2 separate regions of the Homo sapiens genome follow, and region 2 is linked to region 1. Evidence: read pairs that join two places in POLR2A ChIA-PET (ENCODE). Cell type or tissue: endothelial cell of umbilical vein. All regions are shown on one strand. Each heading gives the region's core, and the rest is flanking DNA. Links, peaks and the distances in the headings are about the cores only. Region 1 overlaps MAPRE1 (microtubule associated protein RP/EB family member 1). Region 2 overlaps C20orf203 (chromosome 20 open reading frame 203).

Evidence for each region. ChIA-PET counts read pairs that join two places held together with the same protein. Peaks named below come from ENCODE experiments on the same cell type or tissue, not always from the same donor. Only the 100,000 strongest peaks of a DNase experiment are listed, where the experiment ranks them.
Region 2: POLR2A ChIA-PET joins it to region 1 with 5 read pairs; 7 of 35 experiments call an interaction of 5 or more read pairs at or near these places.

The regions. Positions count from the first base shown.
Region 1 is chr20:32,826,311-32,831,310 of GRCh38, reverse strand. The region is part of intron 2 of MAPRE1 (microtubule associated protein RP/EB family member 1); the gene reads right to left. Among named protein-coding and RNA genes, the nearest start is that of MAPRE1, 8.9 kb to the right of the region's middle. In endothelial cell of umbilical vein, for the core only: no CTCF peak of the experiment used is centred there; a DNase peak (open chromatin) is centred at 3,050; H3K27ac peaks cover 924 bases.
Region 2 is chr20:32,662,766-32,671,238 of GRCh38, reverse strand. The region is part of intron 1 of C20orf203 (chromosome 20 open reading frame 203); the gene reads left to right. Among named protein-coding and RNA genes, the nearest start is that of C20orf203, 6.9 kb to the left of the region's middle. RefSeq lists enhancers at 3,919-4,419, 5,641-6,208, 6,219-6,408, 6,209-6,777 and a silencer at 5,514-5,984. In endothelial cell of umbilical vein, for the core only: a CTCF peak has its summit at 5,640; no DNase peak of the experiment used is centred there.

The sequences.
Region 1 (5,000 bases), core at 1-5,000:
TATGATTCTCTTCATGTTTCTTTTTCTTTTTTAGAGACAAGGTTTTGTCATGTTGCCCAGGCTGATCTCAAATTCCTGGGCTCAGGTGATCCTCTCACTTCGGCCTCCCAAAGTGCTGGATTACAGGCATGAACTACCACACCTGGCCTTTAATTTTTTTTAATGAAGACCTAACTATTCATAATCAGAAGAAAATGAGCTTCCTATCTTCTGTTTTGGTTTGCTTTATGTAAAGCAAGGGAAAAATCAAGGAGGTGCTTGAAGACTTAGGCAAAAATGTTTGAAGAGGCTGGGCGCGGTGGCTCACACCTGTAATCCCAGCACTTTGGGAGGCCGACGCAGGCGGATCACGAGGTCAGGAGATCGAGACCATCCTGGCAAACACGGTGAAACCCCGTCTCTACTAAAAATACAAAAAAATTAGCCGGGTGTGGTGGCGGGCGCCTGTAGTCCCAGCTACTTGGGAGGCTGAGGCAGAGAATGGTGAGAACCTGGGAGGTGGAGCTTGCAGTGAGCGGAGATCTCCAGCCTGGGCAACAGAGCGAGACTCCGCCTCAAAAAAAAAAAAAAAGTTTGAAGAGATACTTCCTTGATCAGAAATGTGACTTGATAAAACCAGTCCCTCAGAAAGGCTGCAGACTTATGCAATATAACAAAAGGGAAGGTGGGGGCTGGGAACTTAGAGGGAACTTAGTGTTCAGTCAGGAGGCCACTGCAGCAGCAGTGAGCAATCTGAGAAGGGGCTGGATCTAGAAGCTCTTTCAGAAGACAAATAAAACTGTGAATTAGCCTCAAAAGATGCTTCTCAGGCCTGGGACACTGGAAGAAAGATGGAATCATGGCCCCAAATGGAGTACCTGGAAAAGGGAGCTAGCCTGAGGAGAAAACAAAGCTGAGATTTTAAGTAATGACAGGTAGGGCAAAAGTATCCCATAAACAGAAATATCAGACCAGATCTGAGCTGGGAGAGGCCTGGTTACAGGTGTGATAACACACTCCCAGAGCAGGAGGACCATGTCATTAGCAGTGCAGCAGAAGCAAGATCGCCAAGCTGTCTTACATGAACTCAAGGGCTGTCGGGGCCCCACATTAAGCTGAGGAGAAAGGAATCTACCATTTGCCTGGGAACATCAACACCTTTGCTGCGAAGGAACCCATAAAGGAAGCCAGGCTGGAGGGAGAAGACAAGGAGGAGAAGGGGAGAGCCGAATACATTCAGTGAGACCCCTCTACATGTGCAGAGGACCAAGCTGTGCTCTTGAGAAAATGCAGAGGGGCCTGAATATGGAATGCAACACAGGAACAATTCACAAAAGCAACCAGTACTCCCTTTCTGACAAAAAAAAGCTCTCATAAAAATCATTCTCTTTGACCAGGTTTTTCCTCATGATGACTATCTTTCCAAAATACTTGATGACTAGCTCTCCAAACTACGGAGACTACAGAATGTATTAATGAATCTTGAAACAACCTGCCAAATCTTTCACTGAAAGTTATCCTTGCCTAATCTCCCTCTACCAGAGCCAAGCAAAGGCTCAGCTCACTGTTGGGGGTAGGAGAGCCCACTGCTGACAAAATTTGGCCACTTCACAGGCAGCAGGCAGATTAACAAAGGACCTCAGCACTTTGCCCTCTCAAGGAAGAAATGTATTCCTACTTTGTAAAGCTGTGTTTAGTGGAGAACTCTGGTCTGCTAGATCCTCTGCTCATCAGAGATGAGGTTAGGAAGGATCTGGCACCAGCATCAAAAGCTCCTGGAATTCTCCTTGGGCCTCAGTAAGCACAAGGAGTTGAGGAGCCTCACTTTCTCTGACTCCAAACCCCTGGCAGCGGGCCTTCTTCAGAGAGACAATGTCTGTGTCTCATCCTGTCTGCTCTCATACTGGAAGCAAGACCTCATTTTCTAAACACCAATGTGAAACACAATGCAACCATCTACATACTCCAAGAGACATCTTATACGGCTTTCAAGAAGACTAGTTATGAATGAACAAGTTTGTTTACAAATCACAGTTAAGTGTCCTGCACTTACCCTTTTCTAGGGAGAAAAAGCACTTTATTTGGGAAAAGTAGCAGACATGAGACAAAACTGACATACCACCCAGGCGCGGTGGCTCACACCTGTAATCCTAGCACTTTGGGAGGCCGAGGTGGGCGGATCACAAGGTCAGGAGTTCAAGACCAGCCTGACCACCACGGTGAAACCCCGTCTCTAGTAAAAATACAAAAATTACAGGTGGCACGCACCTGTAATCCCAGCTCCTCAGGAGTCTGAGGCAGGAGAATCGCTTGAACCTGGGAGGCGGAGGTTGCAGTGAGCCGAGATCACGCCACTGCACTCCAGCCTCCAGTCTCAAAAAGAAAAAAAAAACAACTGACAAACCTCACAGACTTTATAGTGAAACAGTATCACTATAATTAACTATATGTAATTTACATTTGTAATTTACATTTGTTTAATCCCCTCCAAATGTTTCTATAAAAGATATAACAAGTATGCAGCAGGATGCATGTGGGCTGTGTGCTCAGAAAGATCTGGTTCAAAACCAGGTTCTGTAATACATAAGCTGTGCCCCAGGGTTAGTCTCCTCATCTGTAAAAGGAGGATGTGCCCCCATCAAATGACCTGCACTCATTTCCAGGGTCTGGCACACAGTCAGTTATCTGAAAGCTGTTATTATAGGTGATTCTCACACTGGCCAACAAGTGGGCCAGGTATCGCTGCCCCAGTTCACAGATGAAGAACTAAGACATTAAGGGTCTTGTCAAAAGTCACATGGCTCAGAGCAGACTGAAGCCTCTTTATGCCCAGTCCTGTCTACAACAGCTCTCTGCCTGAATGAGATAAACCTAGAGCCCGATCAGCACATATACAACTTATCTAAACATTAAAGATCACATTTTCCAATTAACTAAGTGAAATAGACTTTGGAATATATTTACAGAAAAAGGTAAATTTTAGAGGGAATTGCTGGTAAAAAGCTGGCTCCAGTGAAAACTAGGATGACCTCATCCTCACATTAGTCACAGAACACAGGTCAAACAAGTGCTTTAAAAGCCTCACACAAATGGGGATAGGGAAATGAATAATGAGGAAACTAATAGAAAATGGTGGGGGGGACACAGCACAGATCTAAGGCTAACAGCCTGTTGTCTATGATCAGCAAAGTAATTAATGCTGAATAAACACAACTCTTGGGCACCACTGTGTTACTGTACAGCTTCACACGTAGCCTCCATCTGACCATCCGTAAAACCAAGATTAAATACACCTCACCAAGGAAATAACAAGACAAGTCAATGAAACTAAGACCGAGACTAGGACCCAGCTATAAAATAAGGAAGGGCAGAAGCTGAACTCAAAAAAAAAAAAGAAAAAATCCTATAAGCAACGGCAATAAATTTTTTTTTTTTTTGAGACAGAGCCTCGCTCTGTCACCCAGGCTGGAGTGCAGTGGCATGATCTCGGCTCACTGCAACCTCCACCTCCCAGGTTCAAGCGATTCTCCTGCCTCAGCCTCCCGGGTAGCTGGACTACAGGTGCGTGCCACCAAGCCTGGCTAATTTTTTGTATTTTTAGCAGAGACGGGGCTTCACTATGTTGGCCAGGCTGGTCTCAAACTCCTGACCTCATGATCCACCCGCCTCGGCCTCCCAAAGTGCTGAGATTACAGGCACGAGCCACCACACCCGGCCAAGCAATGGCAGTAATTTAAGATCGATCCAGGGCAGGCACAGTGGCTCATGATTAGTGAGTGAACAGTAGCCGGCTTGAATAGTGGAATTATAAGGCATTTTTTTGTTTTCTTCTTTCTAGTTTCCCACGTCATACGATTAGCATACATAGAAAGAGACCATGTTTTTGTTCTTCTTTTAAATCACTACTTATTTTTCATTTTTTTGAGACGGAGTCTCGCTCTTATCACCCAGGCTGGAGTGCAGTGGTGCGATCTTGGCTCACTGTAACCTCCACCTCCCGGGCTCAAGCGTTTCTCCTGCCTCAGCCTCCAGAGCAGCTGGGATTACAGGCGCCTGCCACCACCCCCGGCTAATTTTTTTGTACTTTTAGTAGAGACGGGGTTTCACCATGTCGGCCAAGCTGGTCTTGAACTCCTGACCTCAGGTGATCTGCCTGCCTCAGCCTCCCAAAGTGCTGGGATTATAGGCGTGAGCCACCACACCGAGACTTTAAATCATTACATCTTTGCCAAATTATTGTTAAACAGTAGTTCCATAAAATTGTGGCTGAAATGATATTTGCTAGACTTTGATCTTGTACTTCTTGGGAATAAGAAATGCCACTGATGAACATAAAACTAGAACAGCAGACAGTAGTTAATACAATTACTGTCCTCAAATAAAACATGCAATCTGGATGCACAATAATAGACACCAAGAAGTCGGGGCTGAGCTTCAGGCCTCAGAATGCAGTCTCTAGAGCAGAAGATGGTGGACCTGCAGGCCAGAGCACACTCTTTATTTAAGTATAGTTCCAACCAGGCATGGTGGCTCATGCCTGTAATCCCAGCACTTTGGGAGGCTGAGGCAGGCAGATCATTTGAGGTCACGAGTTCGACCTCATGGTGAAACCCCGTCTCCACTAAAAATACAAAAAAATTAGCCAGGTGTGGTGATGCACGCCTGTAGTCCCAGGTACTTTGGAGGCTAAAGTAGGAGAATCGCTTGAACCCGGGAGGCGAAGGTTGCAGTGAGCCAAGACTGCACCACTGCACTCCAGCCTGGGCAATAGCGCCAGACCCCATCTCAAAAAAAAAAAAAAAAAAAAAAAAAGGCCGGGCGTGGTGGCTCACACCTGTAATCTCAGCACGTTGGGAGACCGAGGCAGGCAGATCATGAGGTCAGGAGATCAAGACCATCCTGGCTAACACGGTGAAACCCCATCTCCACTAAAAAAAATACAAAAAAATTAGCCAGGCGTGGTGGCAGGCGCCTGTAGTCCCAGCTACTCAGGAGACTGAGGCAGGAGAATGGTGTGAACC
Region 2 (8,473 bases), core at 2,106-7,105, 160 kb after region 1:
CAATATGGGAGTTCACATATCTCTTGGAGATCCTGATTTCAATTCTTTTGGAAAAATACCTGCAAGTGGGATTCCTGGATCATATGGTAGTTCTATTTTTAATTTTTTGAGAAACCTCCATACTGTTTTCTGTAGCAGCTGCACCATTTAACATTCCCACTAACCATGCACAAGGGTTCAACTTCTCCACATCCTTGCCAACACTGTTGTTTTTTTTTTTTTTTTAAATAATGGCAGTTCTAACAGGTGTAAGTTGATGGCTCATTGTGGTTTTGATTTGCATTTCTCTGGTGATCAGTGAGGTTGAGCACTTTTTCATGTTCTTGTTGACCACTTGCATGTCATCTTTGGAGGGATGCCTATTCAAGTCCTTTGCCTATTTTTTATTTTTATTTTTATTTTATTTTTATTTTTTGAGACGGAGTCTCGCCCAGGCTGGAATGCAATGGTGAGATCTTGGCTCACTGCAACCTCTGCCTCCTGGGTTCAAATGATTCTCCTGCCTCAGCCTCCTGAGTAGCTGGGATTACAGGTGCCCACCACTACACTCAGCTAATTTTCATATTTTTAGTAGAGAGAGGGTTTCACTATGTTGACCAGGCTGGTCTTAAACTCCTGACCTCGTGATCCGCCCACCTCGGCTTCCCAAAGTGCTGGGATTACAGGTGTGAACCACTGTGCGTGGCCTATTTTTATTTATTTGTTTATTTTTTATTTATTTTTATTTTTTTTGAGACGGAGTCTTTCTCTGTCACCCAGGCTGGAGTGCAGTGGCGTGATCTCGGCTCACTGCAACCTCCACCTCCCAGGTTCAAGCAATTCTCCCTGCCTCAGCCTCCCAGGTAGCTGAGATTACAGGTGCCTGCCACCACACCTGGCTAATTTTTGTATTATTTAGTAGAGACAAGGTTTCACCATGTTGGCCAAGCTGGTCTTGAACTCCCAACCTCAGGTGATCCGCCCGCCTCAGGCTCCCAAAGTGCTGGGATTACAGGCGTGAGCCACCGAGCCCGGCCTATTTATTTTTTGAAACGCAGTTTCACTGTTGTTACCCAGGCTGGAGTGCAGTGGCTCAATCTCGGCTCATTGCAACCTCCGACTCCCGGGTTCAAGCGATTCTCCTGCCTCAGCCTCCTGAGTAGCTGGGATTATGGGATTACAGGCACACGCCACCATGCCCAGCTAAGTTTTGTATTTTTTAGTAGAGACGAGGTTTCAGCACATTGGCCAGGCTGGTCTCGATCTCCTGACCTCGTGAATCCACCCTCCTCAGCCTCCCAAAATGCTGGGATTACAGGCGTAAGCAACTGTGCCCGGCCGGATATTAACTTCTTATTACATATATGGTTTGCAAATATTTTCTCCCATTCAGTAGATTGCCTTTCACTCTTGTTTCCTTTGCTGGGCAGAAGCTTTTTAGGTTGATGTAGTCCCTCTTGTCTATTTTTGCTTTTCTTGCCTGTGCTTTTGGTGCCATATTCAAGAAATTATTACTAAGGCCAGTGCTATGAAACTTTTCCCCTATATTTTCTTCTGTAAGTTTTATAGTTTCAGGTCTTAAGTCTTCGATCCATTTTGAGTTGATTTTTGTGTTGTGTAAGGAAAGGGTCCAGTTTCATTCTTTCGCATGTGGATATCCAGTTTTTCCAGCACCATTTGTCGTTTGGTTCTAAGGGCCTTCCTTGGCAGAATAACAACTTTCAGTCCTTTGCAGGTTCCCCAGAGTTTCTTTGGAAATGTTACTGGTCTGTGAAATGGATGAACTAGACTCTCATGACTTTATTATAGTGACAAATTATATTTTAAAACCCAGGATGTGTGATCAAGTACACACATGGCTCTTACGAAGGGAGCAGGTCAGCCAGAAGTGTTCCAGGAAAATTCGGGCCATAGGATCTGTGTCCTCGGAGGCATATGCCTATAGTTCTAGCTACACCTCCCAGCCTGCCTGGGAATCGGCTGTGCATACTTTGGAGTCAGGGTCTGGGCCTAGAGTCCGCCCCCAGTTAACACAAGTTCAGCACACACAAGGGCACTGAGTCCCAGAGAGGCCAAGCCCCTTGCCTGCATCACAGAGCAAGTTGGGCAGAGGCTGGGGCACCCCAGGATCTCCTGGTTCTTCAACCAGTACTGTTTTAATTGCCCCGTTACCAGCACACGACTCTCTGCATGCACTAAGGCTTCCTCCCGCTGTGGCCAAGAGTGTTTGAGAAAGAGCTTTTCCTTCTGAACTGGAAAACTTCGATTTTGTAGAGATGAGTCTTGTACCATCTTAGTGTCTCCCCCAAGCTGTGGACGTGGCACCAGCACATGGCAAGAACATGGTCAATGTCTGGATGAAGGGACAACCAGCAAATTCAGTTGAGAGGCAGCTCTGAGTAAGAGCCAGAATTAAACATTTATTCATTTATTTATTTATTTAGAGACGGAGCCTTACTCTGTCACCCAGGCTGGACTACAGTGGGGCGATCTTGGCTCACTGCAACCTCCCGAGTTCAAGCAATTCTCCTACCTCAGCCTCCCTAGTAGCTGGGATTACAGGCATTACAGGCATGCACCACCACACCCAGCTATTTTTTTAATTTATTTTTATTTTTTTATTTATTTTTTTTTGAGACAGAGTCTCACTCTGTCACCTAGGCTGGAGTGCAGTGGCTCAATCTCGGCTCACTGCAACCTCCACCTCCCGGGTTCAAGCGATTCTCCTGCCTCACCCTCCCGAGTAGCTGGGACTGCAGGCACCCGCCACCACGCCCAGCTAATTTTTGTATTTTTAGTAGAGATGGGGTTTCACCATGTTGGCCAGGCAGGTCTCAAACTCCTGACCTCAAATGATCCACCCGCCTCGGCCTCCCAAAATGCTGAGATTACAGATGTGAGCCACCGTGCCCCACCTCAGAAGTTAAAAATTTAGATTCTGCTTCCTGCTGTGCTTCAGGTTTGCTGTGTAACATTGGATAGGTCCCTTCCTATCCCTGGGGCTCAATGTTCTTGTAGGTTAATAACAGTGGCAACATCAACAATAATAGATAACAGGAGTGCCCTTGGTGTAACCACTCTTACAGACCCATTTACCCCTCCCAGTCATCCCAAGAGATACAGATGATTAATGCTCTGGTGTCCGGATGAAGACATGGAAGTCCAGAAGAATTAAGTATTTTGTGCAAGGTCACACAGCTAGTTAGAGGGGCAGCAGGGATTCACTCCAGGCGGGCTAGCCCCAGAGACCACCTAATCACTGTATGATACTGAGTGGCTAGAAGATTTCTAGGCCTGGCGCCGTGGCTCATGCCTATAATCCCAGCACTTTTGGAGGCCAAGGCAGGCAGATCACGAGGTCAGGAGATCGAGACCATCCTGGCTAACATGGTGAAACCTGTCTCTACTAAAAATAGAAAAAATTAGCTGGGTGTGGTGGCACGCGCCTGTAGTCCCGGCTACTCAAGAGCCTGAGGCAAGAGAATTGCTTGAACCTGGGAGGTGGAGGTTGCAGTGAGCCGAGATTGCCCCACTGCACTCCAGCCTGGGTGATAGAGCAAGACTCTGTCTAAAAAAATAAAAGATTTCTTGCTCAGAAATACAGTGATTCTATGAGCTACAGAAGGTGGCAGATATTTCAATTCTAGCCCTTGGCAAAATTATTCTGGTTGGGTTCTTCTAGGCTTTGTTAAGTAGCAACTGCGCAGATCTCTTCCTGGAAGGAAGGCAGCTATAGGAACAGGGTTACATGGATGGAATTTTGGTCAAAGAGAGGGAGAGGAAAAGCAGACGGCCAGGCCTGCCTCCCTGTCTCACTGCCTGCCCACAGCCTTGTCAGTATTCCCTGAAGCTCTTCTGTGGCTGTCATCAACGCAGCTCTAGGCCACCTTCAGCCCACCTGGGCATCTCACTGGGCAGCCAATCTCACCTGCTCCGAAGCCCTCCAGGCAGCAGCCAGAGTCAGCTTCAAAGACAGTAAGTAGTCAGATCACATGATGCCCCTGCTTAAAGCCCTCCCACGACCTCGAAGCTCTTGGAATAAAATCCCAGGTGACCCTTTCCCACTGCTTCGACCTTACCTCATATCTCCTCCCCTTTACTCACTGTGCTCTGCCCCAGTGCAGCCCCAGCCAGTGGCCACTGACCATCTGTGGCTGCTGAGCACTTGAAATGTGGCCAGTCTATAAAATACACACCAGATCTCAAAGCCAGAGTGTCAAAAAAAAGGATGTAAATCATCTCATTAATTTTTGTATTGATTATATTAAAATGATAATATTTTAGTTACATTGGATTATATAAAATATATCAAATTGTACGTGGTGGCTCATGCCTGTAATCCCAGCACTTTGAGAGGCCGAGGTGGGAGGATTGCTTGAGGCCAGGAGTTCGGGCAACAAAGGAAGACCCCATCTCTAAAAAACAAAACAAAACTATATATATATATATATATATATATATAAATTAAAATTAATTTCATCTTTTTTTTTTTTTTTTGAGATGGAGTCTTGCTCTGTCACCCAGGCTGGAGTGCAGTGGTACAGTCTTGGCTCACTGCAACCTCCGCCTCCTGGGTTCAAGCAATTCTCCTGCCTCAGCCTCCTGAGTAGCTGGGACTACAGGCACATGCCACCACACCTGGCTAATTTTTTGTATTTTTAGTAGAGATGGGATTTCACTATGTTAGCCAGGATGGTCTCGATCTCCTGACCTAGTGATCTGCCCGCCTCAGCCTCCCAAAGTGCTGGGATTACAGGTATGAGCCACTGCGCCTGGACTTTTTTTTTTTTTTTGAGACAGAGTCTCACTTTGTTGCCCAAGCCGGAGTGCAGTGGCACGATCTTGGCTCACTGCAGCCTCAACCTCCTGAGCTCAAGTGATCCTCCCACCTCAGCCTCCTGAGTAGATGAGACTATAGGCATGTGGCACTATGCCTGGTTAATTTTTGTATTTTTTGTAGAGATGGGGTTTTGCCACATTGCCCAGGGTGGTCTTGAACTCCTGAGCTCAAGAGATCCTCCTGCCTCGGCCTCCCAAAATGCTGAGATTACACATGAGCCACCACACTCAACCAACTTTATCTTTTTTTTTTTTTTTTTTTTTTACTTTATTTATTTATTTTTTATTGAGACAGGGTCTCACCCTGTTATTCAGGCTGGAGTGCAGTGGTATGATCTCAGCTCACTACAACCTCTGCCTCCTGGGCTTAAGTGATCCTCCTGCCTCAGCCTCCTGAGTAGCTGGGACTACAGGCATGCGCCAGCACACCCGGCTAATTTCACTTCATCTTTTAAAAAAAGTGGTTTTGTTTGTTTGTTTGTTTTGAGAAGGAGTCTCACTCTGTCACCCAGGCTGGAGTGCAGTGGCATGATCTGGGCTCACTGCAAGCTCTGCCTCTCGGGTTCAAGCGATTTTCCTGCCTCAGCCTCTGGCTAATTAAAAAAAAAATTTTTTTTTAAGTAGAGACTGGATTTCACCATCTTGGCCAGGCTGGTCTCAAACTCCTGACCTCGTGATCCACCCTCCTTGGCCTCCCAAAGTGCTGGGATTACAGGCATGAGCCACCGCACCTGGCCTTAAAAAACCTTTTTGTCGTGGCTCCTGGAAAAATTCAAATTCCCTGTGTGGCTCACACTTGTGGTTTGCGTTGTTTTCCACTGGGCAGCGCTGTTCTAGCCACACCAGCTTCTGTCTGGTTCCTGGACCGCGCCTTGCTCTTCCCAGTCTTGGGCAGGGCCTTATCTCCCTCCCACCTCCTACAGTGTTTCCGGCCTGGTCACTGGGGCTCCCCAGCACTGTCTCCAAAAGCCCTTTCCTGTGCGTGTTTATGTCTTTCTTCCCTGGGTGGAGTGGAGGCTCCTGAGCACAGGCTCTCTGCTCTTGGTCTGGCACCTGGTTGGGGCTGGCCAAAAAGGCCACCTGCTCCCTGTCAGGTGTCTGGAGGAGGGTGGATGGGAACTGTCCCGCATTCTGCAGCTGGAGACTGGGGCAGCCTTCAGCCAGAGGGCCCCATCTGCTGCTACTTAGGATTTAGCCCAAACAGGAGTAGGTGATCAGAATCCTCTGAGCAGAACCCACGGGCCATCAGAGAGGGGCTTTGGGCCTTGCGTGGTCCTAGGAACCTGGGACCCTGCTGTGTGGGTAGAACCAGGGCACAAAGTCTCCCCCAAGCTCCATCAGGGGAACTTACTTGGCAGCTTGGATCAGGGACCAGACACCCAGTGGCCACCAAGGGCGGGGTCCTGGGTAAACACTAGTGCAGCCAGAATGGATTTGGGCTTTGCTGGGGCAGCTCCGGAGTCTGTCTCAGCCCTGCTGCACACTAGCACGGTGACCTTGGCCGATCACTCAGCTCTGCTCTAAATGAGGATCGACTCACTGCCTGGGGCTCGTGGAGACTGGATTGAGGGCCTTGTGTGCAGCACCCATGGGGCACAGTGTGGGGATGTGTGGGTGCTCAGGCACCCAACGCCCTGTGACTGGCTCTCCTCCCTGCTGTCAGCCACATCTGCAGGACCACTGGCTGGGATGGTGTGGGTGGCAGCGTGTGGCCTCAGTTCCTGAGAGAGGAGGGGCCCCACACTGTGGGGGACTGCCAAGCCACTGCCTGGTCCTCTCTTCTCACGCTGAGGAGCCTGCCTGTGGCTGCATCTAGAGGAGGGGGAGATACCACCAGCTCTGTAGAAAAGGCCTGTGGGTTTCCATCGACCTCAAGCTCACAGCAAGCCAACGGGTGACCTGATTGCTAAAATAGCCCAGGAGGAGGGCAGGAGCTTCCAGGACCCCAAGGTGGGGTGGCAGGGCTGGGGCTGGAAGGACGTGAGGGCAGTGTTCTTAAACTTGCCCAACTCTACGGCTGGCTCTGGCAAGCGGGGAGCCCCTTCTCTGGAAACCTGTGTGGGGATCCAGGCTGGAGACCACTGGCTTCTCACCCTGTGCTGAGAAAGAGGTGGGGGTATGAGGAGACCCCGGCAGGAGGCCGGCCTGGATCTCACTGTCAGTGCCTTTCCAACACTGCTTTTAAGTGAACTTGGTTGGCTTCCCTAAGGCGCAGATCAGCACCCAGGGCCCTCACCTCCCAGGTTAGAAGAAACCCAGAGCGCTGGGATCAGAAAGTCCAGGGAGACCAGAGCAGCTGGGTGCTCCACTCCCACATGGGGAGGCTGAGAGCCTGCGGGGCCACAGTGGGAGGGTGACAAAGGCCAGCTCTCCCTAGCCCACTTGCTGCACTCAGCCATCCCAAACAAAAACAAGGAACAAAGAAAATGGCTTCTCTCGTACAGCAGATAATGAATGTTCTGATTCTCAGCCCTGAGTGGTTCATTTCCCAGTGTCCCCAGCCAGGACATTTATGGCCTACAAGTGACCCTCCAGAGGGCCCCGGGCAGGGGTTGGATTCCTTGAGGGCAGTGTCCCATGGCTGGTCCCTCCGGGGACAGTGTGGTGCAGGCCGTCCTAGGCCTCCTGTGGCCTGGCTGGGCCAGCTGGTGAGGACAGAGCCCAGCGCCCAAGCAGCTCCATCCTGGCTGTGGAGGGGATGAACCTGGGCTGGTGAAGCCTCTACCCTGCCATCCAGCCCCAGCCCAACTCATGCTTTTTTGGTTTATGTCTAATTATAAATGCAATTTGTACTCATTGTAAAATTTGGAAACTACAAGAAGGTAGAAAGGAGAAAATGAAAATCATCTGTCATCCCACTCCCCGGAGGTAACTATGGTGCTATTTTGTTACATTTCTCTCCAGGCTTGTTTTTCCATATAGATCATATATATATGTATATATGTGTGCATTTTAATTGTAATCATACTCTGTAGCTGGCTTTCCCCCAACATTACATGGTGAATATTTTCTCAGCATTAACATTTTCTTTAAAGTTATTTAATGACTGTAAAATATTCTATTAATAATTTATTTAGCCATTCTTTTTTTTTTTTCTCATTCTCTTATTTTGACTCTCATTTCCACCAAGGGAATTCAGTAGTTTTTAAAATTCCACGTAAAAATATAAATCTAGCTGGGTGCGGGGGCTCGCACCTATAATCCCAGCACTTCGGGAGGCCGAGGTGGGTGGATCACAAGGTCAGGAGTTTAAGACCACCCTGGCCAACATGGTGAAACCCCGTCTCTACTACAAATACAAAAAATTAGCCGGGCATGGTGGTGGGCGCCTATAATCCCATCTACTCAGGAGGCTGAGGCACGAGAATCACTTGAACCTGGGAGGCAGAGGTTGCAGTGAGCCGAGATTGAGCCGCTGTACTCCAGCCTGAGTGACAGAGTGAGACTCTGTCTCAAAAAAAAAAAAAACTATATTTATATCTATCTATCTATATATATATATCTAGCTGTTCCTTTCTTGTTTTTTTTTTTTTTTTATAGAGACAGAGTCTCGCCTGTCACCCAAGCTAAAGTGCAGTGGCGCGATCATAGCTCAGTGCGGCCTTGAACTCCTGGGCTCAAGTGATTCTCCTGCCTCCTCTTCCCAAAGTGTTAG